4 separate regions of the Mus musculus genome follow, and all the other regions are linked to region 1. Evidence: chromatin loops called from intact Hi-C (ENCODE). Cell type or tissue: heart. All regions are shown on one strand. Region 1 overlaps Ptma (prothymosin alpha). Region 2 has its middle 9.0 kb from the start of Nmur1. Region 3 overlaps C130036L24Rik (RIKEN cDNA C130036L24 gene). Region 4 holds the start of Gm41907 (a long non-coding RNA gene).

What was found. Peaks named below come from ENCODE experiments on the same cell type or tissue, not always from the same donor. Only the 100,000 strongest peaks of a DNase experiment are listed, where the experiment ranks them.
Region 2: it touches region 1 in a loop (2.8-fold over the local background); 6 of 42 quality-filtered maps call a loop at or near these places.
Region 3: a loop joins it to region 1, with 2.6 times the contacts of the local background. A loop is called at or near these places in 7 of 42 quality-filtered maps.
Region 4: a loop joins it to region 1, with 3 times the contacts of the local background. A loop is called at or near these places in 13 of 42 quality-filtered maps.

Annotation. Positions count from the first base shown.
Region 1 is chr1:86,528,463-86,536,462 of GRCm38, forward strand. It overlaps Ptma (prothymosin alpha), which reads left to right. Exons shown (of 5, transcript NM_008972.3): 2 at 711-782; 3 at 994-1,090; 4 at 1,269-1,342; 5 at 1,503-2,250. The coding sequence ends at 1,550. Among named protein-coding and RNA genes, the nearest start is that of Ptma, 5.9 kb to the left of the region's middle. In heart, CTCF peaks have their summits at 89, 4,092 (motif pointing left) and 5,455 (motif pointing right); DNase peaks (open chromatin) are centred at 289, 1,377 and 4,109; H3K4me3 peaks cover 2,674 bases; H3K27ac peaks cover 2,620 bases.
Region 2 is chr1:86,375,127-86,383,126 of GRCm38, forward strand. No RefSeq gene overlaps it. Among named protein-coding and RNA genes, the nearest start is that of Nmur1, 9.0 kb to the right of the region's middle. In heart, a CTCF peak has its summit at 6,137 (motif pointing left); DNase peaks (open chromatin) are centred at 4,315 and 6,065; H3K4me3 peaks cover 832 bases; H3K27ac peaks cover 2,498 bases.
Region 3 is chr1:86,360,417-86,368,416 of GRCm38, forward strand. It overlaps C130036L24Rik (RIKEN cDNA C130036L24 gene), which reads left to right. Exons shown (of 2, transcript NR_015507.3): 2 at 6,717-8,000. Among named protein-coding and RNA genes, the nearest start is that of C130036L24Rik, 4.8 kb to the left of the region's middle. In heart, a CTCF peak has its summit at 3,475 (motif pointing left); no DNase peak of the experiment used is centred here; H3K4me3 peaks cover 743 bases; H3K27ac peaks cover 732 bases.
Region 4 is chr1:86,466,910-86,474,909 of GRCm38, forward strand. Gm41907 (a long non-coding RNA gene) reads right to left here and starts at 5,957. Exons shown (of 3, transcript XR_878335.2): 1 at 5,675-5,957. It also overlaps the pseudogene Rpl30-ps6. In heart, CTCF peaks have their summits at 4,653 (motif pointing right) and 5,421; DNase peaks (open chromatin) are centred at 3,922, 4,832, 5,452 and 5,892; H3K4me3 peaks cover 1,921 bases; H3K27ac peaks cover 4,663 bases.

The DNA.
Region 1 (8,000 bases):
AGGTAACCCAGCGGTGCACCGGCGGAATTAGCTGGACCATGTTCCTGGGCCCCGACCGAGCCGACCGTTCAGCCGTCGTAGTGGGAAAAGTTACCCAGTGGTCCGGCCCCGAAGCCGCAGGGCCCAGAGTGCTAGTTTATTTCCTTTGGGCTGTGGAGGCCAGGAGGTCCCTAGTACCAAGCATGGCTGGTGTGACTTGAAGGGGGTGTTTCTGCATGCCCAGGCGCTTTCCGATCCCCATCCAGACTCTCCCATCCATTCCTGAGCGAATGACCGTCGACTGGCTCCTCCCTTCTACCTTATTTATTTAAGGCACACAGCCACTGCCTTCCAAGAAGGGTTTCTGAGGGGTGGAGCTCCCTCTAGCTGGAAACCGGCGGCAAAGGGCGTGCAGGTAAGGGCTACAGTTCCCGAGCTTGTCTGCCTGGCCTGGCGGGTTTGTGGCTATGATGCCATATGGTAGAGGAGTGCGTTGAGTCGACACATGAGTCTGCCTTGTTTTCAATGTATCTAGAAGATGGAAAGCATAGGATTTGGACTACAGGCCTTGAGTACCTACTATGGTCCATGCTGACATTACCCTAGGGTGGCCAAGTAGCCAGTGACTCAGATTGGTCCTGTGGACCAGCTTTGTCTAGTTTTCAGCACTTTGGCTGATGGGTGGCCCTCTATTGTTCTGAAGACTAACGGGTTTCCTCTTCCTTCTAAAGGACTTGAAGGAGAAGAAGGAAGTTGTGGAGGAGGCAGAGAATGGAAGAGATGCACCTGCCAATGGGAACGCTGTGAGTGTCCAAGTAGCTGGGGCTTGTGTTCCCAGTTTATACTTTTTTAAATTTTCAGCTTAGTTCAGGATGTTGGACCAGACAAGGGAACTTGTCTGATTTTTGTTTGGGAGGTGGTGTGGTAGCTGTATGGTGTGGGGAGGGGCAAGGTGCACTAGATATACAGGCCTGCTTCAGAGCTGGCTAATGGCAGATGTGTTTTCTGTTAAAGCAAAATGAGGAAAATGGGGAGCAGGAGGCTGACAATGAGGTAGATGAAGAAGAGGAAGAAGGTGGGGAGGAAGAGGAGGAGGAGGAAGAAGGTGACGGTGAGTAGTCTTGTTTTCTCAGGTTCCTTCCTTGGCTTTTACTGCCAGAAGGGAGAGGTTGGGTTTCTGGGCAGTTGGACCACTTTGAACTGCAGTGTACTCCACCCTCCTATTGGGGCCGTTCTTGATCTGCAGCTGGGAGGATAGTGGTTTATGTGGGCCTTGATTGATTCTCCAGGTGAGGAGGAGGATGGAGATGAAGATGAGGAAGCTGAGGCTCCTACGGGCAAGCGGGTAGCTGAGGATGATGAGGTATGTGTGAGGTTCCTTTCCTGGGGCACTAAAAGCTTTGGGGGTTTCTGGCAAATGGTGAAGGGTTCTTAGTGGACCCCATCCCAGCTTTGCTCTCTGGGAGTTGTGGGCCAAGGCCTAGGGAGCTTATGTGTAGTCACAGGCCTGATGTTCTCTACAGGATGACGATGTGGACACCAAGAAGCAGAAGACCGAGGAGGATGACTAGACAGCAAAAGGAAAAATAACCTTACGCACCGTGACCTATTCACCCTCCACTTCCCGTCTCAGAATTTAAACGTGGTCACCTTCGAGTAGAGAAGCAGGCCCCGCCCGCCCACAGCGGGCAATGCCACCCACAGATATGACATGCGCTCTCCACCACCCCTCCAAAACTACAACATGAATTGGCAACATGGGAGGAAAAAAGAACCAGAACTTCCCAGGCCCTACTTTTTTTCTTAAAAATACTTTAAAAGGAAAATTTGTTTGTATTTTTTATTTACATTTTATATTTTTGTACATATTGTTAGGGGTCAGCCATTTTTAATGATAACGGGTGACCAAACCAGCCTTCAGAGCGTTTTCTGTCCTACTTCAGACTTTACTTGTGGTGTGACCATGTTCATTATAATCTCAAAGGAGAAAAAAAAAACCTTGTAAAAAAAAGCAAAAACAACAACAAAAAAACAATCTTATTCCGAGCATTCCAGTAACTTTTGTGTATGTACCTAGCTGTACTATAAGTAGTTGGTTTGTATGAGATGGTTAAAAAGGCCAAAGATAAAAAGATTTTTTTTTTCCTTTTCTTTCTGTCTATGAAGTTGCTGTTTATTTTTTTTTGGCCTGTTTGATGTATGTGTGAAACAATGTCCAACAATAAACCGGAATTTTATTTTGCTGAGTTGTTCTAACAATGGTGTCTCAAAGCCTGGTTTTTCTGTGTGTACTTTGTTTGGGATGGGGTCTTTTCTATACCCAGAACGTCCTGAGTGAGTGGTTATGTGCCACAACACCCGTTTTTCTGGGGAGAGGGTAGTCCTGGAATTGGATGGCATTTTTAAAGTTCTACGGGGAAGGTCAGGACAAAGCTGCAGTTAATCATGGGGCATTGGGAGAGGTTCTTTACTGTTGTGACACCAACATTTCTTCCTGAGACTTAGGCCACTAGTCCCAGGCATAAACTGGAGAGATGTGCTGTACACAGAGCCCTTGGTGGCACAGGCCAAGTCATCTTGTTCCAAGTTGTGAGTCTTCTGGCTGCTGTCCATGTAATTAGTATACTGTTTAGTGGCTCCTAGTGTTAGCTCGCCTGCCAAGCCTGTAGGTCCTGAAGGGTCTATGCCCATGACTAACCTGGGCAAGCTCTAGCTTTACAGTGACTGTTCAAGTCCCTTACAGGCACTGCAGGAGGGTGGGCGACTTGTTCTTTAGAAGAGTAAGAAGAGCATCCTGTAGGGGTGCTTTGCTACCTTGAGGGGTTGGAGTCCAAGAATGTGAGTCCTTGAATGTGAATCGCTTTAGCTACTGAATCTAAAGGTTGGGGAGAGTTTACAGACTGGGCTGGCTGAATTTATGGAGAATGGGTTTTCCTAGTTTGCTCATGCCCAGGAATTTCAGGTATTGGTGGGTGGGTGAACTGCAGGGAATGGAGACTGAAGAACGTTGGCCACAGTTTTTTGATGAGTACTGAGTTACACAGGCAGTCTGGGCTGAGTTCCCAGGACCACAAAGATTATACCTAGGAGTAGAAACTAGTGAGCATTTAAAATTTAGCATGGCATTGCATATCTTTAACTGGGGGGCAGAGGTAGGATGCATTTTGAGGTGAGCTTGGTCTACAGTTCCGAGTTCTAGAACAACTAATGCTATACAGAAACCTGCCTCAAAAAACAACCAAACACAATCTCAGACCCTGGATCCCACTAAAGACGGGAAAGAAGTGGAACCTTCCCTGGGAAGGGAGATGGGGAAATGTGGAGTTGACGCAGTGCACAGGGAGAGCAAAGGCTGGAGAAGGGTGGGAGAGAAATGGGTTCATATACAAGGACCTGCCCCTGTTGTCTACCCCCTTATACCTGGAAGCCCCGACCTTTCCTCGTCTTCCCTCCTTGGTGCAGAGAGGACTTAGTGTGCTGTGGTTGTAACTTAGCTCTGCATATTGCCCGGGCTGTTCAAACTCCCGGATCAAAGTCTGGGGCTTCAGTAGAAATCTGGGCCTAATCATCTCTGTGCTGGCTCATCCCCGGACAGTCGGTCAACCTTGGGGTCAACCTTGGTATGTTCCCAGAAACACCTGGGTCTAGGAGTGGGCGGTCTCTAAAGCCGGGGAGGGGCTGTGAGCTCCACTTGTAACAGCTGTGCATGGAGCTAGTCGCGGCTAATCCTGTTTTCTGAGGCTGCAGCCCTGTGGACAATATAGACTTGGTAGCCATGTAAATAGGCAGCCAGTGAGTGAATCTTGTTGAGCCTTAATCTTCTGGAGAATGGGGACAATAGCATGAATGACTGTTGACTTCCTAGTATCCTGAGTCAGACACCCAGATCCTGAGCCTACATCCTATTCAAGCTGTTGAGTCCTTATTTCTCTAACGATTAGCTCTGGGAACTACCACCCTTATCGGAGTATACTTTCACCCGGTCCTTAGCCTAGCACACAATTAACTGCTTGGGGACATTTCCAAATTGTTTAGGGTCACCAAGATTCTACTGCTGGCTTTGCCGATACCCAGAAAGGGACTCTGGAAGATTCGTGAGCGATGGGCGCCCTCTGGTGGTTACAGGGCTGTAGAGACACAAGATTTGTTAGGCTTAGGAAAGAGCCCTTCAAAGGGCTGGGTCCAGGGGAGGAGCCTCTGTTGCTGTGGAGTTAGTGTCATTTCCTATGCTATCTCCTCAGGACAGCCAACCCCAAGGACCTGGTCCTTTATTTTTCTGGAGGGGAGACTTTCCCCAGACGTAAAGCTGAAGTCCCAAGAGGTACCTCTAGTATTATGGGTCCTGAGCGGCCCTCGGGGACCACAGGGGACCAACATCGCAATTACATGCCATGTTGCCAGCAGTGTACATGTGTGTACATTGCCCTCCTGGGGTCACCCCAACTTTATCTGGATTGTCAATACCTATGTCCTAGAAATGGGCCAGCCTTGCCTGCTTCACCTCTCTGTGGTCCCCTCCTGGTGGAATTTTTTTCTCATGGAGATAGAAGCCCTGTGCCCAGTTTTTTGTTTTTTGTTTAGTTTGGTTTTTTGTTTTGTTTTTGTTTTTTAGGTTTTTTTATTTATTATATGTAAATATGTCTTCAGCTACCCCAGAAGAAGGCATCAGATCTTATTACGGATGGTTGTGAGCCACCATGTGGTTGCTGGGATTTGAACTCAGGACCTTTGGAAGAGCAGTCAGTGCTCTTGACCGTTGAGCCATCTTTCCAACCCCCGTGCCCAGTTTTATTTGCGGCTTCTCTCAGTCTGGTCTGGTCTCACAGGCCTGGTCTCCTCTGACAAATGTATATAGCAGCCAAGTCCTGATACAGTGTATTCCAGTTTTGCACCAAGGCCAGCTTGTCTTCACCACAAGAATAGGGACAGCCAGGGAAGGGTGCAAGGCTGTCACCTGAGACCCTCCTCTCAGGATACCTTAGTCTTGGCTGCATTGTAGGAATTATAGATGTGTAGCTTGGGAAATAGCTGAAAGGGGTTAAGGCCATCTGATCCACTGTGCTCATGTACTGGGTGAATAGTATGCAAGTACATTACCCGGAGAATGCTGCCAGCTGGTGGCTGGTATGGATCCCATGAAGTTCTTAGCATAAGAGATCCAGCTTGGAGCATGCGTGCCCAGAGGCTCTTCGTCAGAACTGCTCCCATAGTAACAAGGAATGCCAGCTGGTCACTTGAGACACTCCATCCTTTCGGTGAGAACCGCCTGAAATAGTGTTTGCTTTCCCTCCTGGAGAAGGTTCCTCCTATAACTGTCAGGCCAGATAGAGGTAGAACATTAGACTTTAGACTTAGACTTGGTCCTGTCTGGACTGAGTGATTCAATGTTGGCACATGACCCAAGACACGGAGGGAGCCCTGGTATATATACAGATGTTTTGCCTGTATATTTGTCTGTAGTACCTCTAGAGGCCAGAAGAGGGCATTAGATTATCCCAGAACTGGAGTTACAGATGGTTGTGAGCAGAAGTGTGGGTGCTGAGAATCCCAGCCCTCTGGAAAAGCAGCAGCCAGTGCTCTTAAGTACTGAGCCATCTCTTCAGACCTAATGTATTCATTTTTTTAAGAGTTGTTTTTTTTTAAGATTTATTTATTTATTATATGTAAGTACATTGCAGCTATCAGACACTCCAGAAGAGGGAGTCAGATCTCATTACGGATGGTTGTGAGCCACCATGTGGTTGCTGGGATTTGAACTCAGGACCTTCAGAAGACCAGTCGGGTGCTCTTACCCACTGAGCCATCTCACCAGCCCTAATGTATTCATTTTTAAGCAGTTATTTTTATTTTATTCTTTCTTCAAAAATATTGGGTTTTTTTGTTTTTGTTTGTTTGTTTGTTTGTTTTTTGTTTTGTTTTTTGTTTTTTTTTTTTTCGAGACAGGGTTTCTCTGTGTAGTCCTGGCTGCCCTGGAACTCACTTTGTAGACCAGGCTGGCCTCAAACTCAGAAATCTGCCTGCCTCTGCCTCCCGATTTTTTTTTTTTTCCTTTTAAAAAAGCTGGGCTACTGCCTTTAATCCCAGAACTATGGAGGCAGAGAAAGTGGAATACTGATTTCTAGGCCAGCCTGGACTACAGAGTGACTTCCAGGACAGCCAGAGCTACACAGAGGAAACCCTGTCTTGAAAAACAAACAACAGCCAGGCGGTGGTGGCACACGCCTTTAATCCCAGCACTTGGGAGGCAGAGGCAGGTGGATTTCTGAGTTTGAGGCCAGCCTGGTCTACAGAGTGAGTTCCAGGACAGCCAGGGCTACACAGAGAAACCCTGTCTCGAAAAAAAAAAAAAAAAAAGAAAGAAAGAAAAACAAGCAACAATATCAAAAAAGACAGACAAAGGCTGCTTGAGAAAGGCAACACAAGGTAAGGTAGAGGACATTTTCTCTGGCTGGTGGTCACCTCTTTTCTGGATGACATGGCTTTCAGGCTTGGGGAGCATAGACAGGTACGGCCAGTCTCACAAGAGATTACTGCTCCAAGGTGTGCTCAGATGGGGGTCAGAACTCTGTTCTGCCCTTCTACCATGTGGCTTCTGGAATGAACTCAGGGCTACAGGTTTGGCCTTCATCACTGAGTGACCTAGCCAGCTCTAAACAGTAAACAGGCATACCTTTTTATTTTTATTTTTTATTTTTTAGATTTATTTATTGGGGCTGGTGAGATGGTTCAGTGATTAAAAGCGCTGACTGCTTTTCCAAAGGTCCCGAGTTCAATTCCCAGAACCTACATGGTGACTCATGACCATATATAAAGGGATCCGATGTCCTCCTCTGGCATGCAGGTCTACATGTAGACAGAACATTCATTCTTTAAAAACCACTGAGCCATCTCTCTACATCATATTCCCTTCCTTTGAAACAAGGTTTCTCTGTCTATGTGGCCCTGGCTGGCCTGAAATTCATAGAAGTTCACCTGGTTCTATTTTTGTTTTGTCTTTTTTGTTTTTGTTTGTTTGTTTGTTTGTTTGTTTTCGAGACAGGGTTTTTCTGTATAGCCCTGGCTGTCCTGGAACTCACTTTGTAGACCTGGCTGGCCTGGAACTCAGAAATCCGCCTGCCTCTGCCTCCCGAGTGCTGGGATTAAAGGCGTGAGCCACCAAGCCCGGCTGTTTTGTCTTTTTGATATGCATGTCTGTCTGTCTGCCTGTACACTTATGTTTATGCCTGGTGCCCACAGAGGTCAGAAGAGGGTGTTGAATCCCTGAAACTGGAGTTATAGATGGTTGTGAGCCACCATATCTGGGTGGGTCTTGGGAACTGAACCCAGGTTCTCTGTGAGAATAACAGTTGCTCTTAACCATCTCTCTGACCTTCAAAGGCCATGTCTTAGCAGGATTCTGGTCCCTGTCAAATCCCTCCCAACAGATGGGGCATGGCCTAAGCCCATCCTGGCCTACCTTGTAGCCTCTGTCTCAAGCTTCTTTCCTTCCTTAAGCTTCTGGCTTCTGATTCCGCAGAGTTATTATTCTTTTGCTTTGTTGAGTGTACTCTCATCACTTAACTAACTCAGTTGCTTGGAGAGGATCCCGGGTAAGAGAGAATTCCCTCACCATGGTCAGGAAGCTTGAGGTCTTTGCCTGAAGAAGGGACACCTGAGAAACAGTAGAGGAGAGCTGTCCTGTTTTTTGAAGAGACAGGAGAATTTTTTTTTCTTGTAAGGGACCAACTGGGCTTTAACTACCCAAAGTGCTGAGTCTCCAAGCCGTAACAGGTAGCTCTCTAAATTTATTTGACCTGGATTTTTTACAATAGAGTCTATTAACATACCAAAGGACATTGGTGTCCCAAAAAAGCTGATCTTGCAAGACACAGACCCTCTCCAGGGCTCAGGGAGTATGTGCTGAACAAGGCAGGAGGTGGATTCCTTGGGGAATTGGTTCTACAGTCAGTTCAGAGCCTTTTTAGGCTGCAGATTTTGGTCACAGGCAGTCCGGATTGTGCTTAGCACAGAGAGGAGCCCAT
Region 2 (8,000 bases), 150 kb before region 1:
GAAGCTCACGGCCTCCATGTTTCTGACTGCTGAGATTACAGGAGAGTGGGCATTTGCCTTCATGCTGAACCTTACAACAAGTTTTTATCACTTTAATAATTAAACTAGTTTTTAAAAAAGGTTTCTTTTTATATGTGTGTCTGTGTGAGTACATATACAGGTGTACCCAGGCATCCTCAGATCCTCTAGAAGTGGGGTTATGGGCAGTAGAGAGAATCTCTTGTGTACTGCATCACTTACCTATAAAAAAGCTTTTGGCCTATTAGCTTAGGTAGGAAATGGGAGGTGGGAATTCTGACAGGAGAGGGAATTCTGGGATAGAGTCAGGCGCAGGAGAGATTCATCTGAACTCTGATGGAGATAGTCACATGAACCGAGGAGAGGTAACTAGCCGTGTGGTAGGATGTAGACTAGAATAAACAGGGTAAGTGGGTTCTGAGCTAGCAGGAGTGAGCCAAAGCTTTTGACCTAGGCACTTATTCACAAATAATTCAGTTCTGCCTGGGGTTGTTATTTTGGGAACTTGGGGGAGATTGGAAAAGCCCCACGGTTACAATGAGCAGTTGTGAGCCCCGACTCCCCCATGAGAGCACTGGGAACTAAACTTGTATTCTCCGCAAGTGCTCTTGACTGCTACGCCATCTCACCAGCCCCTCAAGCTAGTTTTCTTTGGGGGGATTTTTTGTTACTGTTTTGTTTGTGTCAGTCTTATTCTGTAGCCCTAGACTGTCCCCGAACCAACAGTGATCATCAAGCCGCCCGAGGACTGGGATTATAGTGTCTTAGTCACTGTTCTATTGCTGTAAAGAGACACCATGACCATGACCATGACCACCACAGTAACTCTTACAAAGGAAAGCATTTAATTGGAGGCTTCCTTCCAGTGTTAGAAGCTTTGTCCATTATCTCATAGTGGGGAGTGTGGGAGCAGCCATGGCAGACATAGTGCTGGAGAAGTAGTGGAGAGCTACATCCCCATCTGAGGCAGAGGGGGAGGGAGAGAGAGGCAGGCTGAGACTGGCTGGGCCTGCCTGGCTTGGGCTTTTGAAACCTGAAAGCCCATCCCCAGTGACATACCTCCTCCAACAAGGCCACATCTATCCCTACAAGGCCACTCCTCTTAATCTTTTCAGACAGTTCCATTGGCTGGTGACTGAGCATTCAAATGTATGGGCCTTTGGGTGTGTGTGTGGGGGGGGACACATTTGTATTCAAACCACAATAGGGGTGAGCCTCTTTTGGGCCACAGAGTTTCTGAGACCATGCTGACATCTGTGGGCCATATCCCCGAAAGAATACTCCTGGACTCTAACACACACTGACACCGTGCTGTGTCTGCCCTACGGGTGCCTGTGATGCCAAAGCTCTCCCCACCCCTGTCTGTCAGTAGGCCAGCTACACCCAGCTACAAGCCAGCAATGTTTCAAAAGACATGTGTAAATCCAAACTGAGGCCCAGAGGGTAGCGAGACTGCAGTGCCAACCCTAGCCAAGGAGGATTAATTACTCAGCAGTGGCAGGTCTGTCAACCTCAGAGATGACCTTACTAGATGACTAAACACACGGTTCCACTAGACTCCTTTGTTCCTATTCCTGGTTCAAAGATGCCTTTGGGGCTGGAGAGATGTCTCAGTGCTTAGGTGTCCTAGCTACTCTTACAGAGGACCTGGGCTCAAGTCTTCACCAACCATCAGTAACTCCAGTCCCAAGGCCTCTGAGGATACCAGGCATGCCAGCCACACCCATGGTGCCCAGACATACATGCAGACAAAATACCCGAGGGCCAGAAATTATAAAACGGTTGGAAGTATAACCAGACCTCATTATGTATGATACAAAGTGTGAAAATCACACCAATAGTGGCAAAGACTGTATCCCACATCCATGCCATAAAACCCACGACCTGGGAACCAAAATAACGGTTTGGCCTCAGCCCTCAGACTTGACATCTGAAATCTGACATCCCTTGCTCGTGCCTGCAGGTGCCAAGTAATGTCAGGCTGTGATTCCTGGTGGCAACATACCAGAGGGTACTCACCCCTGATTCCTTGAATCAGGAGCAACCTTGAGTCTGTCAGTTCACAGATGTGAGTGCTTCCAAACATGGCAGGAGCTAGGCAAGATGGTTTTGTACGTGGGGTAACTGTTCCCGAGATATCTGTAGTTCTGAAAGTCTCCAGGGCTGGCATATTTGGCTGTCTGTGTAGCGTTGCACTGAAGTCTCACAGTTTGCCGCTGCTGCTCCCCACTGGCTGGCGTGATCCATATTCATTGAGAAGGACGAACTGAACAATAGCAGTTCATTTTCATAAGGTCTGAAATCAGAGAACCTTTCCTGGAATCTGATCTTCAGCTCCTTCGTTCTGGGAATGTAGCTGTGGCCGTGGCTTTCGTTTTCAGAGCCTAATTTAAGCATGGAGAAGTGGGCCAGACAGAGTCCTTGTCAAAGTCAAGACAAAGACAGTTCTGCCAGGAATGAGCGAACTGAATCATATGTATAACTGTCATGGATACCCTGCCAAGAATTATCGAATATATTTAAATGGCTTGTGATAGCAACCAAAAAGGCCAATTCTTTGGCCTTAACTCTAATCATGACCCAGACATGGGGTTCCCTGAAGAGGACATGAACAAGCCAGTTTCGCCCAATGGTTCAAAATCTGCTTTAGTACCGTATCACAATTTGGCTGCCATATCGTTCAATTAACTCCCTGAAAAAAGCTCTGAACCATGGTATGGGAAGGTGGTGTGTGTGTGTGTGTATGTGTGTGTGTGTGTGTGTGTGTGTGTGTGTGTGTGTGTGTGTCCAGGTTATGATGTGGGGCTAGCCAGGGCTATTGGCTATGTAGTTAGAGATGACCCTGAGAGCCTGATTCTCCTGTCTCCACCTCCATGACGTGACCCAAGTAGGTTTCCAACACAATGATTCCAGGCCAGTGGTACCACAGACAGACTAAGCCCCACCTTTGATTCTAATATGGCAATAAACTGCTTCATACCTCCCATGGCCAAATCACCATCAAGCTAACACTTACTAATTTTAACCAGTCCACATTAAGCTTTTTAAAACTTTCTCGACCTAAAAGAATATAATCTCTCCTGATGTCATGCTCGCCATAGATACAACATCCAAAAGTTCCCCAGGAACATCAGAGCTTTTGTCATCAAGAGGCCAGGAGATGGCTCGTTGAGTAGAGACATTTGGCACCAAGTCTGATGACTTCAGTTTGATCCCTTTGGACCTTTCACTGTTTCGTTGACGCCTCCCCTCCCACTCCTACGAAGTAAGTGCTTGCTGACTTCCATCGCTGAACCTGTCAGCTTGCTTGGTCTAACTTCAAAGGCACCACTTTTCTTGGTTAATTATATTTGGATGCTGGGAAGATGGCCCAGATGTTAAGAGTGTACACTCTTCACCTCTGGAGGCTCACAACCACCGTAACGCCAGCTCCAGAGGGACCCAGTGCCTCAGGCTTCCATCGACACCCACACCCACACACACACAATTAAAAATAATAGCTTTAGATCACCTCTCTCTCTCTCCCTTTCTCTCTCCGTGTGTGTGTGTGTGTGTGTGTGTGTGTGTGTGTGTGTGTACTTGCTGCAGCACACATGTGGCAATCAGAGGATATCACGCAGGAGGTGGCTCTCTCTTTGCAGCATGTGAGACCTGCCGGTGGCAGGTTCCTTAGCCTGAAACGATTCTCCTCCCACCCATTTCCCTCTTCCTAGCAGCGGCTAAGATTTACATCTTGCTTGCTCTGTTGCTTGACTTTTAAATGCTAGTAAAATGCTCCTTGGTTTTAACTGCATTTTATTAACAAGACTAAGAACCAGCATAAGAGAGCTCCAAGTCCAGGGTAAAGCCACCACATCAGCCTGCTTTTCACGTTCACATGGAATGCTTTACTTATGCTGGAAAATATTAAAAATTGGCATAAAAACATGACAATTTTTTTGGTGCTTTAGTGTGGTTAAATATAGCACCTTCTGGTTTTGCAACAACCTAGAAATAGAAATTCCTCACCCTCAAAAAAGCTTGTATCTAGGAACAGCGTTTTAAAATACAGAACACTACTACCAACTCTTTAAGTGGAATAAAGACTTCATACCAACACAAAAGTAGCAAGTAGCACCCCCGCAGCTCAAATACCTCAGCTCTCCAGCCTCAGTAACGGTGGATTCATTACTACACACAGACCACTGGCAACTCAAGCCACAACCAGGAACTCCTGCTGCCGAAGCTGGTCTGCACGTTCCTGTCCCCAGTGACTTTTCTCCTGTAACACCATTGCTGAGACTGCAACACACACACTCTAGAGCCACATGAGCCGGTAGGATGTGGCAGGCCAGCCCAGGGCTACATGCCAGCCGGCTCCTCCATGCCCTTCCCGGATACCACTCAACACCCAGATGCTAACACTTTTAACCATAAGGAAACGTAGCAGCCAAGGAGCGTGTCTAGGGTTGTCCCCTCAGTCCTTTACATTGCTGTCTGGTTACCACAAAATTACACCGCTTTATTGCTTACCTCAGGGGAGGATGGGGATCAAGGCTCAGGCCCAGGGTCTGCATGGACTCTGGTTGGTCCAGTTACAGGGGGCCTGTCACTTTTCAGGCCATCTGTCCTGGAGGAGCTGGCCCTGCTGCACCCATCCTACTGGCTCTTGGAGGTGGGGGTTGGGTGGGGGGAGGTCCTGACAGTGGCTTTACAGGAGGAAGGTCACTGGGGACAGGAATGTGTGAGCTGACTTAGGCAGCAGGAGTTACCAGTTGTGGCTTGGGTTGCCTTGATAAGCTTGGACAGCAATCCAGAAGTATTGGGTATGAAACCCCCAGGAGTCAGCCGTTTGTGGTGCTGCTGAAAGGGGGACGACTGGAGAATCAGGAATTCATCACCACCCTTGGCTCCACTGAGACTTTGACAGCAGTGGGAAACATGAGGCCTTGTCTCAAAAGTGTGTGTGTGTGTGTGTGTGTGTGTGTGTGTGTGTGTGTGTGTGTGTGTGTTAAGGGTGAGGAAAAGTGTACCAAGGTAAGGAGCCCTAGACTGCCCCTGTGCACATATGTATAATGTACATGTGTGTATGGTGTGCCCCTGTGCACATATGTATAATGTACATGTGTGTATGGTGTGTATGTATCTTTTTACACATGTGGTATATATGTGTGCATGTGGAGGCCTAAGGTTAATACCAGGAATTATCCTGGATTCTTCTTGCATCTTCTCTATTGAAGCAGAGTCTCAATCGAAACCAGAGCTTGAGGGGCTGGAGCGATGGCTCAGTAGTTAAGAGCACTGACTGCTCTTCCAGAGGTCCTGAGTTCAATTCCCAGCAACCACATGGTGGCTCACACCCATCTGTAATAGAATCCTCTTCTGCTGTGTGTGAAGAGAGCTGCAGTGTACTCATATACATAAAATAAAGGAATCTTTAAAAACAAACAAACAGAAAACCAGAGCTTGAAGGTATGACCAACCTTACTAGCTGACTTGTTCCGGGATATCCTGCCTGTGCCTTCTGAGGTTGGAATTCCAGCCTGAGGCCCCTCCCCCACCCCACTCCCACCCCACCCCCTGCACCCTCTGCACACACCAGGCATCTACACAGGCTTCTGTGGATCCGAACTTTAAACAGCAAGAACTCTCAGCCCTCACTAAACACTCACCTAACTTTTTAAATTTTATTTTATTATTTTCTTTTTTTTTTTTTTTTTCTTTCGGTTTCTCTGTGTAGCCCTGGCTGTCCTGGAACTCACTCTGCAGACCAGGCTGGCCTCGAGCTCAGAAATCTGCCCGCCTCTGCCTCCGAAGTGCTGGTATTAAAGGCTTGAGCCACCACTGCCCGGCTCACCTAACTTCCTTTACAAGACAATAGTGTGGCCACAAGCCAGAAGGCCAAGTGGGGGAGAGGTCTCTAAGCAGCAGAAGTGCTTGGAGACCGCGGGATCATCCACACGGTCTCTATCGACACACACGGTAGTGCAGGGGTGCCATGCCTATGAACCAGATTCTATGAGAAAGAGAGATGTTACAACACACATCCCAAACACGCCATATCCTTTCAGAAAAGTTGGCTCCTAGCCCGAGGAGCACAAAGCGCTACCCTGACACTGCACAGGAGCAGCAGCGCCCCCTAGGGGCACTACAGGGCCGATGCTTCTGGTTGTGCCCTGTGAGTGCCCTAGGTAGGGATCGCTGCTACCCTCTCCATCCTAGCCCATTTTCTCAAGGACCGAGCTTGGCTGCTATTCCAGGAGCCACCGGTGGCCTATGACTTATGGAACCTGGCCATTGAGAGCCTGAGGACACCCTCGATAGATGTGGCAAGTTCACAGCAAGAAGCACATTATACCTCACGTCTTCCTATGTGCCCGTCTTCCCATGTTCCCTGTGCTTCTCTGGTGGAACAGCCCTTCACACACACACACACACACACACACACACACACACACACACACACACACACACGGACTCCACCCCTCAGGAACACTGTTCCATGTGACACTGAACAGAAGTCTCTTGGAGTCCAGAGGTGGTCTCTGAGAAAAGTTCTGACATCTACCCATGGGCTGGCTACCCAGTGCTTGTGACAGGTGGCCCTTGAGAACTCAACTTGAAATAGCATCTTTCCACAGGCCCCTTTGTTCCCAGAATCCCTCTTGTCTCGCCCACCACTCTCCAAGGGTGCTTAGGACCTCATGCTGTGTGCACCCTGTCACCACACATCCAGGATCATCCCTGAGGAAACTCCCTTCCTACAGGGAACTTTTCTCTCAGCTCCGTGGTCCACTGTAGCCTCTATGAGATTCCCACTGCCATCAGAGTATCTCTTCCTTCCCCCTTAGCCTCTGCTGACTGCTCATGGGCCCTGTGCCTCCCCTCTTTGCTTAGCCAGAATCTGTGCAATAGTAGATCAAACAGAGAGGGTGGCTTTTCTTCCCTGGTTTGGTCAGCTCTTCTGAGCTCAGAGTACAGGAGGGGGCAGAGCCTTCTTAGGCCAACATCTAGGAACTCCTCCCACTGTAACTTGTATGAGACTCAGGGGGCTTAGTCAGGCTGGCCAAGAACGTCACAGTGGAGCCTGTGGGTCAAATGGGTTGCAACCTTGAGTTTGGATACAGCATCCTCTGTGGAAAAAGCAGAAAAGACTTGTTTAGAGATGGTGGGAACAACCGGATAAAACACTTAAAGAAGGAAATATGTCATAGTATATTCAGTAGAGCAAAGTGATGGGAAAAAATGTGATAACATATACACAGTAAGTTTACCATTTAAATGGGTGGTTCAGTGTTGGGATGGCTCAGTTTGACTGGATTTGAAGTTACCTAAGAGGCACACTTCAGAGCATCTCTGTCCAGAAGTGTTCTAGAGTTTAAGCACCCTTGGAGAGTGGTGGGCGGGACAAGGGGGACTCTGGGAACAAAGGGGCCTGTGGAAAGATGCTATTTAAAGCTGACTTCTCAAGGGCCACCTGTCACAGATTCTGAATGTGGACCACCCCATAGACAGGGTGTCTTAGTTACGGTTTCCATTGCTGTGAAGAGACACCATGACCAAGGCAACTCTTATAACAACATTTAATTGGGGCTGGCTTACAGGTTCTAAGGTTCAAGTCTGTTATCATCATGGTGGGAAGCATGGCAGCATCTAGACTGGCATGATGCTGGGGGAGCTGAGAGTTCTACATCTTGTTCCAAAGGCAAATAGGAGAAGATTAACTTCCGAGCAGCTAGGAGGAAGGTCTCTCAAAGCCCACCCCCACAGTGACACACGTTTTCCAACAAGGCCACACCTCCTAATAATGTCACTCCTTGGACCAAGTGTATTCAAACCACCACACCAGGGGGTGGGGGGTGGGGGTACTGGACTGAGTAAAAAGAAAAGCGAGCAAGCCAGCGGAGCCTCAACAGTCCCACTTCTGCTTCCTGGTCTGTCCAGGTGTGAGGAGTCTTGACTGCACATTCCTACCACCATGAACTCTGCCATTCCACCAGGGT
Region 3 (8,000 bases), 170 kb before region 1:
ATCCCCCTGCCTCCCTAGTGCTGTGATTAAAGTCATATGCCATCATACCTGACTTCAACCTCGGGAGATTTTAATGCGAGTGGGATGTGTTGAGTCCCCAAGTTTTTTTATCTGAACTCGGGCCTTTGGAGATAAGTAGAAATAGTCACTGTGTGATGCTTACTTACTACGGCCTTCCCAACGCGGTGGAGGGCAGCCACAGCTACACACCAGTGCGCTCTTGTCAGGGCAGGAGATGGCGAACCCGAGTTGTGGTGTGGGGGCATTGTCTTTATAGCGAGACCGGTCACACCTTGTACTGTATATTATGGAACCAAGGGAGACTCTTGGGTAGAGAGGTAGGAAGGGTGGTGTGAGGAAGACTCTAGATATTTCCAAGCAGAGCAAGCTAAAGGCATTCGGGAGGAGACAAGAAGATGAGCTGTGAGTGTGAAATGACTTGGGTGACATGGCTTCCTTTGTCAATCCAATCTATCTGTATGGGCTATCCTCAGCCCTCTGGTGTACAGTGCCACTAAGAGACCTCTGCTTGCACCCAAGGTTAGTTACACTCTCAGATATCAGCTGCCTAGTACTTTTCTTGGCCATTTATTGTTCATTTGCCCCTTCCCCAGACAGCACAGACTGTTGTCTGCTTTATTCTTGGTACCTAAAGCATTGCCTGGCATATGATAGTGTTGGAAATTACTTGCTAACTGGAGTGAACAGAAGTTTGAGTGCACCAGCAGCAGGGACAGCTTGCAGGATTTGGTGTTTCTGTGGAATCAACACCTAATCCATGTGTGATGCTTATACAAATTATAATTGAATATAACCATATCATATTGGATCCCCAATATCCCTGTAGAAAGCATGGGGTGGCAGCATATAACTAACAACTCCAGCACTGGGGGTTACAGGGAGCAAGGACAGGAGGATCCCTGGCATCTGCTAACCAGCCTGTCTAGCCATGAAAGGTGACCCTGCTCAAAAAAATAAGATAGAGGTGGTGTGAGGATGTTAGTGCCTGTCTGGTATGCACAAAACCAAGATCAGTAACTGTCCAGTTATTATACAAATAGAGCCAAGTACCAGGTTCTATTTCAGCTCTTTAGAAATTTTAAATTAATAAATGTATTCAAAATAGACTAAAAGCATCGCTGCTCACAGACATGAGGGCAAAGAGCAGCAGTTCTCAACGTGTGGGTCTCAACCCCTTTGAGGTCAATACCCTTTTATAGGGGTCATATATCAGATATCCTGCATACATTGCAATTCACAGCAGCAAAATTAGTTATGAAGTAGCAATAAAACATTTTATGGTTGGGGGTCACCACCACATGAGAAACTGTATTAAAGGGTCACAGTCTTATGAAGGCTGAGAACCACTGGCATTGAGTTAACTTGGCCAGTTACAGAGCTAATAGGAGATTGGATGTGTATGTATGTGGGGGGAGGTATGCCTGAGTTCAAATGTAGAGGCAACAGGTTAATCCGGGGTGTCTTTTTCTATCACTACCTTTTTTTTTTTTTTTAACAATCTCATGTATCCCAGAGTGTCCTTGAACTTCTGATTCTTTTGCCTCTCCCAAGTGCTTGTATTTCAAGCGTGTGCTACTACTTATGGTTTATGTTGCTCCGGAGATTAATCTTGACTTTGTGCATGCCAGGCAGGCACTAACCAACTTCCCCAGCCCTTCTCTACCTTATGTTTTGAGCAGGATCTCTTACTGAATCTCACCTTTTATGGTTAGATAGGCTGGGAAGCATATGCCAGAGATCTTCCTGTTTCTGCCCCCCCACCCCCCAACCCTACCCCAAGTACTGGGGTTACAGTTTTTGTGCTGCCCACCTCATGCTCTTTACAGGGATATCAGGGATCTGAACTTGAGTCCTCATACTTTCAATGTAAGCACTTTATCTGCAGAGTCATCTGGCAAAGAATAACAAAATCTCTAAGTCAGTTCCCCACGTTAAAGGTCCTACTGTTTATTTAAATGTGCTTCTCTCTTAGTTGTAGCATCTGATAACACAACTCAGCCATTTTTTTTTCTTTCTGACATGGTCTTGTTAGGTAGCCCAGGTTGGCTTGGTCTACTGATGGTTTTCTCTGTCAACTTGACAGAAGCTAGAGTCATCAGAGAGAAAGGATCCTCTACTGAGGAAATGCCTCCCTGAGATCCAGCTGTAAAGAATTTCCTCAATTAGTGATCAGTGTGGGTTGTGCCATCCCTGGGCAGGGTTCTATAATTAAGGCACCTGGAAATTGTGTTTCTGCCTCTGCCTTCTGACCATTGGAATTCAGGTGTGTTTCTCTGCACCTGGATTTCAGCAAGAACTAATTGAAAAAATCAGTTATAAATATACCACATAAGGTACAAAAAAAAAAAAGTTAGGCATGGTAGCTCATACCTATAATCACAGCATTTGAAAGGATAATGCAGGAGGATTATCATGAATTTGAAGCCTGAATTAACAACCTGAGTGACTGAGTTCCAGACAAGATCCTATATGAATGAATGAGTGAGTGAGAGAGAGATTCAAAACAACCAAGCACAGTAACATATGTCTGTAATCCCAGTGATCCTGAAGAATTTCTAGTACAGAGCCAACCTGGTCTAAACCACAAGACCTTGTATCGAAGAAGGAAAAAGAGAAACACCCTGCCCCATCCTTCTAGTTTCTTTGTCTAAATAGTAAGGATAATAGTACCATCATTTGTGTGTAGTGGGTATTACAGAAGATGACAATTTTTTATTTTGAGGACACATGCCCTGGGAGAAAATGACTGTTAGGCCCGTAGCAAAGGAGCCAATAGATAGCCAGAGAGGAATTGAGGCAGGCATATGTGAAAAAAGGTTTTTCTTCTTTCAATGTCTTATTCTAAACTCTAGGCCGGTCTACAACTGACCCAAGTGTAGCCTTGACTTCCTGCCACAGACTCCCTAGTGCAGAAGAAATCTTGAGTGAAGGGCCACTCCCTGAACAAGGGAACAAAGAAATGGATGGTTTTCTTGTAGCAGTGTACATAGATAGCCACATGTAAATTGTGGAAGGCAAGACTTACTGTCAGCTGGTTCAGTTGCCCAATTAATGAGTGAAACATGGGCATGAAGATAGGCTGGTGTGTTGGCATCTTGGGAGAATAAACTGTCTTTGAAAGGGAAGGAAGTCCAGGTAGATAGGCACAGAGAGGCAGGGAAAGAGAGATGCTGTCTTAAACTCCAAAGAAGGCCAGTGCAGGTGTTAGATGCCTTTAATTCTAGCAATCGGAGATCTGTGGGAGTTTGAGGCCAACCTGGTGTACATGGAACGTGGACCCGGTCTCAAAAACAAATAACTTGCCAAGTAAGCATCAGAGAAAGGCAGTTGGCTTCAAGAATTGACTGATTTGAAAAACATGGGCTAGAGAGATGGCTCAGCAGTTAAGAGCACTGACTGCTCTTCCAGAGGCCCAGCAACCATGTGGTGGCTCACAACCATCAGTAATGGGATCTGATGCCCTCTACTGGTATGTCTGAAGACAGCAACAGTATATATATTTAAAAAGGGGGCGAGGGTTGGCCTGAAGAGATGGTTAGGAGCACTGCCTGCTCTTCTAACGGTCCTGAGTTCAATCCCCAGCAACCACATGGTGGCTCACAACCATCCGTAATGAGATCTGACGCCCTCTTCTGGGATGTCCGAAGACAGCCACAGTGTACTTACATATAATAAATAAATCGTGGGGCTGGAACGAGCAGAGGTCCTAAGTTCAATTTCCAGCAACCACATAATGGCTCACAACCAATAAATCTTTTTTGTTTTGTTTTTCGAGACAGGGTTTCTCTGTATAGCCCTGGAACTCACTTTGTAGACCAGGCTGGCCTCGAACTCAGAAATCCTCCTGCCTCTACCTCCCGAGTGCTGGGAATAAAGGTGTCCGCCACCACGCCCGGCACAACCAATAAATCTTAAAGAAAAAGAAAAAAAAAAGGCAAAATGCTTCTGTGGGGACGTCTTTGTAAGAACCATTATGGCATATAATGAGTAGGCCATTGTGAAGTTCTGTCCCATTTACACACATAGTCTTGAACCTCAGTGATTTCTATTAAATGGAGGTGATAATTACTACTTACTTTTTCTTTCTTTCTTTTATTTATTTTTTGTGAGTATGCCTAAGTACCAACAGTAGGGTAAGTCAGATCCACATCCTCTAGAGTTACAACCTTCAGGTTGAAGATCTGGAAAGGAAACCAGTAGGAGACTGCCTAAATGCCTCAAACTGGAGGAAAACACGGTCCCTCCTCCCAACCTGTAACCAGGATCACAAGACCCAGCATGGTAGAGTAGGTGGGCACAGGTAGTTTATTTTCAAATGAATGCAAAAAGAACTAAGCACAGTGATACCCACAACCCAGTCTTCAGAAAGAAAGGGAGAAAAAGAGTCACAGAAAACACAGTAAACTAAGTCCCTGCCCCACTCTCTTGTAGGCCCTTGGCTCCAGCGCAGTGGCAGAAGATTCCATCAGTTCATTTACAATTAGCCATATTTTTGTGTTTTATACAAATGTCTTTATACACTGTTCTGGACTCTCCTGTTTTTTATTAACTACATCTCATAATCCCACCTACATCCGCTGCTCTATTCTTGATAGTTACAGGGTGTTCATTGCATGGAAGGGTCACTTACTTAACCAGTTGCTGTTGCTAGACATTGCAGAAAGAGCTGTGTTTAACTATTATTACAACCTAGCAAAGAACCCTTTATATACTTTTGTCTTACACGTGTACAAGTCCACATCTTATCAGGAGAATACTTAATAGAGCCACTGGATAAAGGTGCAGCCTTTTACATTACAGTCTCCAAGTTTGTCAGAGAAGGGTCTGAGTAGGAGGGGAGAGGTATGAATGTAGGGGTTGGCACTAACTCTGGGGAGTCTGACTAAGCTCTAACACCAGGTCAGAAGCTCCAAAGGCACTTAGCCTGCTGCCACTGTCAGCTCCGAACTTGCATAACCCTAGGCAAACTCTGCCCACTCCCTGCTGACATGCACTGGATTGCTGTCCACTGTACCACTTGGGGACCTAGCAGTCCACTGGAGAAAATCCGAAGGATTTGAGAAACAATCCAAGATTCCTAGATAGACAATCCTCTAGGAATGGATTGTCTCAGGCTCCAGCTAAATAAGAAAGTTACATCAAATATTTAAAAACAAATTTCACACATCTGGATCACAAAGAAGACTAAGCAAGCAGCTGTCCTCTCCCCCTAGGCTCTGCACACAGAAAGTAGAGCCATGACAAAGAAAAGCTGCCTCAGAGAGTCTAAGGAGATAGGGCTTCAACCTGTCTTCTATGTGCAAGGTCTCCATCTGTCCAAGCCTGGAGAGTACTTAACCTACAGAAACCTGCAGAAGGCTGGAGAATATCAACCATAGCCTGACTCCACAATCACACCCAAGCAATCTTGAGTATCTGTTGCTATTTAAAAAATTATTGCCTGGGGCTGGAGAGATGGGTCAGTAGTAGTTAAGAGCACTGGCTGCTCTTCCAGAGGACCCAGGTTCAATTCCCAGCAACCACATGGCAGCTCAAAAAATGTGTGTAACTGGATTCCCCAGTTCCAGGGGATCTGACACCCTCACATAAACATTCATGCAGACAAAACACCAATGCACATGCAATAAAAAATAAATTATTTTAAAAATTATTGTCAGTGGTGCATGCTTTTAATCCCTTAATCTGAACACTTGGGAAGCAGAGGCAGGTAGATCTCTGAGTTCAAGGCCAACCTGATTTACTAAGGGAGTTCAGGATAGCTATGGCTATATAGAGAAACCCTGTCCTCCCAAAAACCATATATTCATACTTTTATTTTTCAGGAACTGGAAGTTCAGTTGTCATCAGCTCAACTTGTGTGTTGAGAACTGAACTCAGGTCCGCTAGCAGAGCATGAAGCACTGAGCCATCTCTCCAACTTTATGTGCAGGTTTTGTTTGTTTGTTTGTTTTTTCGAGACAGGGTTTCTCTGTGTAGTCCAGGCTATCCTGGAACTTACTCTGTAGACCAGGCTGGCCTCGAACTCAGAAATCCGCTTGCCTCTGCCTTCCAAGTGCTAGGATCAAAGGCGTGCGCCACCACGCCCAGCTTTATGTGCAGTTTTTAAGAGATGCTGGCAATCAAACTCCGGGCTTCCTGTGTGTTCGGCAAGTACTCTTCCAACTGAGCCACATCTCTAGCCCTGCCCCTTTTAAAAATGTTTAACTGTAGACATCTGTAGCCAAAGTCTAACTGTAGTCCAGGTTATCCTGGAACTCACTAGGTAGCGCAGGCTAAACCCAAATCCATGGCAATCCTCCTGCCTGGGCCTTCAAAGAACTGGAATTATTGGCTTGAACCACCATACCCCCACAGCCATGCTTGCTTTGTGTGAAGTAGCCTGTTAATGCTTTTGGCCCAGTGTCAGGGTCAACATGGCCCCCACCCCCACCCTGAGTCTCCCTGAGGCAGCCAAAGAGTCCTCACCTGATAATGGAGCAGATTCCCCGGACACCATCATAGTAGTCCCTATAGCAGCCCCAGCCACTGGCCTGAATGGTCTTTCAAGTCTTCTGACTCCTTTTTATCCCCCACTAAGTGGCTATTCTAAGCTTTCTCCTCCCTCAGGATCACCTATGTCTTCTACCTTCTCTTCAATTTCCTCTTTCTACTTGACAGAGAGACCTCCCTGAGATATACCCACTTGTGTTTTACAGACAACCTCAGACATCCTTAGCTTCCCATCATGGCTCAGTGTCCCAGGAAAATACAATTCCTGTGGATGATCTCTGTTGATATCAGCCACCTGCTATGCCTGGCAAGACACCTGTTGTTGTACCAAAAAGCTACCTCCTGGGGACTTAAAGAGCTTTTATGTTTATATTTTGAGACAGCATCTGTAATGGCTATTCCTGGTTGTCAACTTGACTATATCTGGAATAAAATACAATCCAGAATTGAAAGACTCACCTGTGATCCTGATCTTGAGGCTGGGAGATAGAAGTTTCTGACCTGGATCTTGGCATGAAGATCTTGAGGCATAATGGCTATGAATCCCAGGAGACTAAGGCAAGGAGATCTCGGAGTTCAAGGTCATCTGGGACAAAGCAAATCCCACCAGATCCAGATGTGGTGGTACACATCTTTAATCTGGGCCACACTTTCTGCTGGAGACCTACATAAGGACATTGGAAGATGGAAGATTCACTCTTCTTTGCCTGCTTGCCTTGTGGAACTGAGCAACTACTAGATCTTTGGGCTTCCACTCACAGCTGACCATTGTTGGGGAGTTGGACTACAGACTGTAAGTCATCATAACAAATTCTCTTACTGTATAGAGACTACTCATAAGTTCTGAGACTCTAGAGAACCCTGACTAATACAGCATCTCACTTGATAGCCCTGAACCTGAGATGCTCCTGCCTCAGCCTCTAGAATGCTGATATTACAGGCACTGCTACCACACTGGTCTCCAACACTGTCTTTGTTGCTGGCCTAAAGGGCATTCTGTAGACCCCTCCTCACCATTATGCATTTCCACATTTTGTCAGAACTTCTCTGGCTTCTTTCTCTTGACCTGATTTCTCCCTTTCTCCTCCGTCAGCATTCTTTTGTCCTGCACGGCTACTTGACATTCCCCATGTGTTGTCCTCTGCTTGGGTTTCCTTTCTTGCTTTTCTTTTTTTCTCTTATGGTAATACTGGGGATTAAACCTAGGATCTCATCATTGAAGACAAGCATTTTGCCACTGAGCTACAATCCCAGCCTTTCCCTCTAGGGACAGCTTCTTGGGTGACAGCTGAAGCCCCTTCACAGTGGCTCCACATCCATCTGACAGGGTTGCTCCAGTCTCTGAGTAGCCCAGCTGGTCTCTCCCTCCACATGCAGCATCTGCCACTGAACTTCCTCCACCCTCACACTGCCTTTTCACGCCCCAGTAAATGAGACAGCATCTTCCCTAGCCCAGAGCCAGGAGGATGTAGTACACTACGACTGCTGTA
Region 4 (8,000 bases), 62 kb before region 1:
TCAAATATCCGAGTCTTTAGGGGATATATGTCCTTCAGGCCACCACTGTGAGCTTCCTTACCATTTCTCTACAGTGTCTCCTCTCACCATGCTTGTCTGCCACGCGGCTGATTGGCCGCCATATTAACAGCTTTTTCTCCTAAGGGTAGCTGCTGAAACTTACACCTTGTCCACCTTGGGGATTTTCTTTTAAGCTCTAAAAAAAGTTGTTCTGGGGGAGGGGAAAGTATTCTTTTTGTTGTTGTTGTTGTTTTTTTTCCGAGACAGGGTTTCTCGGTGTAGCCCTGGCTGTCCTGGAATTCACTTTGTAAACCAGGCTGGCCTTGAACTCAGAAATCCGCCTGCCTCTGCCTCCCGACTGCTGGGATTAAAGGCGTGCGCCACCACGCCCGACGAAAATATTTTTCAGGGCAGAATCGGGGGAAATAAACCGTCAACGCATTGAATGTAAGTGTTACAGTTCTGAGGGGGAAAGGTTTCCCCAGTCAAGTGTTGCTGTTCTGAAGAGGAAGGTAAGGAATACCACAAAGAAGCGCGGCAAAACAAACCCGACGCAAAAGTCAAAGACAGACAAATGAGAGCGGCTGCCTCTCTGAGTGAAAGGCAGGGACAGAGATTTCCAGGGCAGGGATTGGTGGGATTTCAGGTCCTGAGCTTGGGCAGTTCAGGGATTGGTGGATTTTTGAGCTCAGTGATTGGTGGGTCTTCAAAACCCGGAAGTGATTCCTTTGTACGCACTACCAGATCTCCCAGAGGCTGTGCACCATAAAAGGCTGTTAAGGGAGGGGAAATAAAGGGGTACTTGGAACACCGGGGTCAAGACCAGCTAGTCTGGGTCTGCTGTCCTAGCTGCCTGAGTTCAAGCTGTTTTGTTGCAGAGAGGAAGTTGGACAGGTCTGGGCAGCTTTAGGAAACAAGTGGACATTAAGAAGAATGAATTTGGGCTGGTGAGATGGCTCAGTGGGTAAGAGCACCCGACTGCTCTTCCAAAGGTCCGGAGTTCAAATCCCAGCAACCACATGGTGGCTCACAACCATCCATAACAAGATCTGATGCCCTCTTCTGGAGTGTCTGAAGACAGCTACAGTGTACTTACATATAATAAATAAATAAATAAATCTTTAAAAAAAAAAAAAAAAAAAAAGAATAATGAATTTAGCTGGTGGTATGCCTTTAATCCCAAGACTTGGGAGGCAGAGAGATAGGCAGATCTCTGAATTTGAGGCCAGCCTGTTCTACAGAGTGAGTTCCAGGACAGCCAGGGCTACACAGAGAAGCCCTGTCTCAAAAAAGACAAAACAAAACAGAGGGGTGGAGCTATTGAATTGGCAAGTATCACCTTCGGGGATATGGGAAGTTTCCCCTAAAGGGGTCACCTTCAGGGTAGGGGTCTAGTTCAGGTGGTAGGGGCCCTTCCTGGTGTAAAGAGGAGACCCAGGGTTTGATTCCTAGAACCTCGAAAACGGTATGGTGGCATAAGACTGTGACCTCAGCACTTGGAAAGGTGGAGACAGGAGGAGGTGTTCTTGAATTTTGTATAAGCTACATAGTGATTTCCAGGCTGTTCTGGAAAACATAAGACCCCCATCTAAAAATCTAAATTCCCAAACATTATTCTTTGACCTCCACATGAGCCTGAGAACAAAGGCCTGCGCAGATTCACTCAGTCACATTCATTCATTTGTTCATTCCTTCATTCATGTGTGAGCATGCCTGAGAGCACTAACAATGAATAGAATTAAGGATACTTTTTATAATAACCAAATACATAAATTTCCTTGTCCAATTACTTAAACAAATCAGTGAGAAAACCTGCCTTCTCCCTCCCTCCTCCCTCCCTCTGTCTCTCTCCATCTCTCTCCTCCCTCCCTCTCTCCTTCTGTCTCCCTCCTCCCTCTCTTCCTCTGTACTCTCTCCCTCCTACCTTCCCATCTCCTCGGAAGCAGGCCATACCAGTGAGAATTTTATTATCCTTTACAAATGTATGTGTATAGGTATTTTGCCTGCATGTAAGTCTGTGCACAACGTGTGCTTGGTGTCTGTGGAGCTCAGAAGAGATCTTGAGATTCCCCTAGTACCAGTATTACAGACAGTTGTGATTCACCATGTTTGTGTTGGGAAAGAAACCCAGGTCCTCTGGAAAAGCAGCCAGTGTTCTCTACCCCGGAGACTTTTAATCACTGTAAACCTGATGTGCCCGCCGGTTGCTTAAACCCAATGTACCTCAAGTACCCTTTATCAATCCTTAAACTTGCCAGGCATGCTGACTAACATCACCCAGCAGTGTCACGGAGGACGAAGAAGTACTTGGTCCACTGAGAACCTGGAATGCTGAGTAGAGAGGACAAGTGAGTGAAGACCGGGCACAGCAGGCAAACTGAGATCAGGTGGGAGTGTGTGCTCTAATCCAGGCACCCAGAGGGCACCTACAAGCTGCTCAGTGGTTTGTTAGTAAGCCTGTGTACAAACATCCCAGAGGAGGAAGCTGCAATTAGGTACCAGTTGTATACACTGGTCACTCACTTCTACTCAGACCATTTAGGAAAGCTGCGCTATCTCTCTCCAGCCTACTCTATGGGCAAAGCTATGTCAGTTTCCTATGGGTCCCAGGCTTGGAGCCCTCCACATGGCTGCACCTGTGTCAACAATGCACATTCACTCAGGACTTTGCTCACCCAGGGCTTCCTCCTCTCCCTACATAGAAGCAGGTGGATCTCTTTGAGTTCGAGGCCAGCTTGGTCTATAAACTGAGTTCCAGGCTAGCCAGGGGTACACACTGAGACTCTGTCTTAAAGGAGAGGGGTGGAGAGAAGGCTCAACGGTTAAGAGCATGGGTTGCTCTTTCCCGGTCCTGAGTTCAGTTCCCAGCAACCACATGATGGCTTACAACCATCTGTAGTGGGTTCTGTGCCCTCTTGTGGCATTTGGGCATACATGTGGATAGAGTACTCATATACATAAAATAAATAAATATTTTGGGGGGAGATAAGTGGGGTGGCCTGGTGTGGTGGCACAAGGCTTTAATCTCATCACTTAAAGGCAGATCTAGGATCTTATGTGAGTTCCGTAAAAGCCCAGTCTAGATATCAGGTTCCAAGCCAGTAAGACCTTGCATACTGAAACTCTGACTCAAGACAGAGGCCTGGCTGGAGATGGGTCTCAGTTAGCAGAGTGCTTGCTTTGCAGGCTCAGATTCCTGGGTTTAGTGCCAAATAGCACATAAAAAAAGGTGGGCTGGGTGGTGGTGGTGGCGCACGCCTTCCATCCCAGCATTCGAGAGGCAGAGGCAGGCAGCTCTCTGAGTTCAAGGCCAGCCTGGTCTACAAGCTCCAGTTCCAGGACAGCCAGGGCTACATAGAGAAGCCCTATCTCAGAAAAGGCAAAAAGAGAAAGAAAAAAGGAACCACAGACAAGGTGATGCACACCTGTGACCCCAGCTCTCAGAAGGCAGATGTCAGTGAATTCCAGGCCAGATTACAGGCAGACCTTAATTCAAAACAAACAAACAAAATTGCCCTATAAGCATTTACACCGTGTGTGTTTTGTAGTAGCATTAAAAAAAAAGAAAAAAGAAAAAAAAACCCACAAAGCAAAGGTCAGAGGCATTATTTGTAACTTACTGTGGATATTTCAAAAGAACAATTTTTGGCTAACACTCAGAGATGACAGAAATAGACGATTGCGTCACTGCCTGATTAAAACGGAAAAGCTGAAGGTTTTCCAAAAGGAAACAAGAGGAGGCAAGGAGTCTAGACTGACCACTCAGAAGTGTGTGTGTGTGTGAGTGATACCAAGCATCGGTGGGTGGGGCCTTTGTGCGGACAAAGTCCATATCTGGATGTGGCTAGTGGACATTTTTAGCAGCCCAGCAGCTTGTGACCTGTGACTGGGAGGCTTTTCCCAGGGGACAAGTGCACAGTCAGAAACTACATGGGGGCAGCTGCCTCCCTGACTTTGCCTGTGCCCAAACAGTAAGAGTGCGTCATGCCTGATGCATTGCCAGGCAACGCAGTGTATCTGGGTGTGTCCCTTAAGGCTCTCTCCAACTCGGTAGCTTATGCATAGCCTGCTTTGCCTGTGTTCCTGGCTGGTAATGTCCTCAAGAGATAGCGAGCTCTCTCATTCACTCTTCCCACTCTCCTCTTTCCTGGTTGGTTGATACTAAGGATGGAAGCCAAGGCCTTTCGCTTGTTAGGCAAGTACACTACCACGAGCCACGCCCCCAGCCTGTGACAACTCTCTCCTGGTCTTAGTGTGCAAGGCTTGTATTCTCTTACACTGCTACATCGGCAGGCTGTAGTTAGAACTGGAAGTTTCCATTTAGCCTCGGAAGCGAGCCCTCCTCGAACCTGAAAGTTTGACTGTGGAGGGCTCTAGTCACCCCTGCCTGCGACGGACTTTAGAGAAAATAACTTATCCTCACAAGGTGCCTGGGTGAGGGAGTGCGGCCCAACCTTTCTTTCAAAAATTGCATAAGACTGCTACCCAGAGGAGGATTTCTTTGCTTCCACACCATGTCTGGTGATTTTTTTTTTCCTGTTTTTAGGAATTTTAAAACTGGGTTCTCTTGGAGTTTTGTTCCATGTTGATTTTTGTTGTTTATTTTTGTACACTTTTGTTTAATGTTTTGCCTGCACTGTCCAAAGAAGCCAGAAGAGGGCGTCAGATCCCCTGAAACTGGAGTTCTGGATTGTTGGCAGCTACCACGTGGTTGGGTGCAAATATTCAAACCCGGGTTCCCCAGGAAGAGCAGCAAGTGCCTTTTTTTTTTTTTGGACAGGGTTTCTCTGTATAGCCTTGGCTATCCTGGAACTCACTTTGTAGACCAGGCTGGCCTCGAACTCAGAAATCCGCCTCCCTCTGCCTCCCGAGTGCTGGGATTAAAGGCGTGCGCCACCACGCCCGGCAGCAGCAAGTGCTCTCAGCAAGTACTGAACCATTTCTCCAGACCCCCATTTTGATTTTAAAGTCAGCCTTGGCTACATAGCCAGTTTGGGGCCTACATGAAACCCTGTCTCAAATAAATTGTCTTTAGGGGATGGGGTGCGGTTCAGTGTTGGTGGATTCGTCCTAAGTTGGATATTCAGCATTGAGAAAAAAAAAAAAACTGGGGTTCAGCAAAATGGCTACCCAGTAAAGGAATAAACCACCATGCCTGACCACCCTAGTTTGACCCCAGGGACAGACATGGTAAAAGGAGAGAAAGGTGCGCTGTGGCACTGGCCTCCCCCCGCCCCTTAAGTAAAATACATCTTTTTAAAAATCTTAAACGCAGATGTGAAACGAGGGTCCTGGTAAGGGGTTTGGTTCTGGGACTCGGGCGTCTCCCGGGCTGCACACCGAGCTCGGGTGGGTCTCTCCAGGTCCCTCCTAGCAGGGCGGCGCTGCGGGGAAATTCCAGCAGGCAGCTCCTCCACCGCGGTGAGACCTCATTTCCTAGGGAGGCGGCCGCTGGGCGCCGCCTTCATCCAGGCCGGGCGGCCAGAGCTGCTGCCACGCCCGGGCTCCCAGGCTAAATTTAGCTCTTCTATTCCGGTCTCTGCCCGGCCCTTGCCCTGGAGCCAACCGGTAGAAGTAGAAAGGAATGGAAGAGAGAAGCAGAGATCACAGCCTGAAAAGCCCATCGCCCTCACATGCTTCGAAACCCCGATCCCAGTATGCACACACTACTCACTTCACTGATCGAAAAGTATTTGTCCCTTGGATGTTTGTGGAGAGTCAGTCAACTTAACAGAACGGGATGGGAGCCAGGGCCCCCTTCACTGTACAGGGGCACTCCAAAGAACAAAGGCACAACGTGCTGGCATGGGGGTTTCATGCCTGGAATCCTGGCACTCGGGAGACTTAAGTCAAGAGGATTGTGGCAAGGACCAGGCCAGACTGGGCTCCAGAGGGAGACTGACTCGGAAAATGAAAACAAAAGTGGGTGTGGTGCCACATGTCTGGGAGATTCTAGAACGGCCTCCTACTCTCAGTGTTTCCCTGGAACCTGCCTTTCTGCCTTTCTTCCAGGTCCAGCCCAGGCCTCGGCCCACACACACCTCTCTGGGCTTGGCCCAGGCAGTTTCTATCAAACGTCTTCTTGTTTCCCCATAGTCATTTTCTCTCATGCCTCCCTGAGGATTGAACCTAAAAGCCTAAAGTAAGCTAGGCAAGCTACATTCCCAGTCCTGGGTCCGGAATATCTTACGATGAACCATTTCTCACCTGAGAGCCCCCGATCTAAAAGCAGAGCTTCCAAAAATAATCTAACTCTTGGACTGTGGATGGAGCTCAGGGGTAGAAAAGTTGTCTGCTGGACAATTCCTTTTCTTTTGTTTTGGGACAGGGTTTCTGTTACTGAATAAGAGTAGCGGCAGGAATAGGTAGGTATTTAGGTCCCGCCCTAATGCCACCTTTCAACACTATAGCATTTCCTTCCTGATTTAGTAACAGAACAAAAGGAAGTCATCAATCCGAGTACTTTTTTTTTTTTTTTTCTCGAGACAGGGTTTCTCTGTATAGCTCTGGCTGTCCTGGAACTCACTTTGTAGACCAGGCTGGCCTCAAACTCAGAAATCCGCCTGCCTCTGCATCTCAAGTGCTGGGATTAAAGGCGTGCGCCACCACGCCCGGTTTATCAATCGGAGTACTTTAAACATACTTTGGATGGCTTTCTCGCTCCCAGGCCATCTTGGCGGCTTGTCTTGGTTGGGGGTTGTCCCGCGGCTTGTCTTGGTTGGGGGTTGTCCCGCATCTAAGGCAGGAAGATGGTGGCCACAAAGAAGATGAAAGAGTCTCTGGAGTCGATCAACTCTAGGCTCCAGTTTGTTATGAAAAGTGGAAAGTACTTGCGGGAGTTCAAACAGACTCTGAAGATGGTCAGACAAGGCAAAGCAAAGTTGGTTATCCTCGCCGACAGCTGCCCAGCTTGGAGGAAATCTGAAATAGAATACTATGCCATGTTGGCTAAAACTGGGGTCCATCACTACAGAGGCAATAATATGAAATTGGGTACAGCATGTGGAAAATACTACAGAGTTTGCACACTGGCTAGCATCGACCCAAGTGATTCTGATATTATTAGAAGCATGCCAGAAGACACTGGTGAGAAGTAAACAAGAAAGTTTGCTGGGCGGTGGTGGTGCACGCCTTTAATCCCAGCACTTGGGAAGCAGAGGCAGAGGCAGGTGGATTTCTGAGTTCGAGGCCAGTCTGGTCTACAGAGGACTATACTGAGAAACTCTCTCTTGGAAGAGAAAGAAAGAAAGAAAGAAAGAAAGAAAGAAAGAAAGAAAGAAAGAAAGAAAGAAAGAAAGAAAGAAAGAGGGCTGGCGAGATGGCTCAGTGGTTAAGAGCACAGACTGCTCTTCCGAAGGTCCGGAGTTCAAATCCCAGCAACCACATGGTGGCTCACAACCATCCATAACGAAATCTGATGCCCTCTTCTGGAGTGTCTGAAGACAGTTACAGTGTACTTACATATAATAAATGGATAAATCTTTAAAAAAAAAAAAAAAAAAAAAAGAAAGAAAGAAAGAAAAAAAAAAAGGAAGGAAGGAAGAAAAAAAGTTTTTCTTTAATAAAACTTTGCAGGAGCTCATTTTGAATAACAAAACAAAAACAAACAAACAAACAAAAAAACCAACTTTGGATGAGAGGCTGGGAGAGCTGGCCCAGTGGTTAAGAGCACTTGTTATTCTTGCTAAAGACATAGGTTCAATTCCCAGCATTCACATGGAGGCTTACAATCGTTGGTAACTCCAGTTTCAGGAGATGGAGTGTGCTTTTCTAGCCCCCGTAGGCATGAATGTGGTACAAATGCATGTACATAAAATAAACAAATACATTTACAAATTTAAAATAAAAATAATTAAATATTAGTTAAAAATAATACAAATTTAAGATAAAAATAATCCATCATTGGAACATCAGGTGGGTAGGTATCAGGTCCAAAGGAAACAAAGGTTCGTAATGCATATAAAGGTAGCAGTGCTCATGCTGGCTGTGCCTGCTGGCAT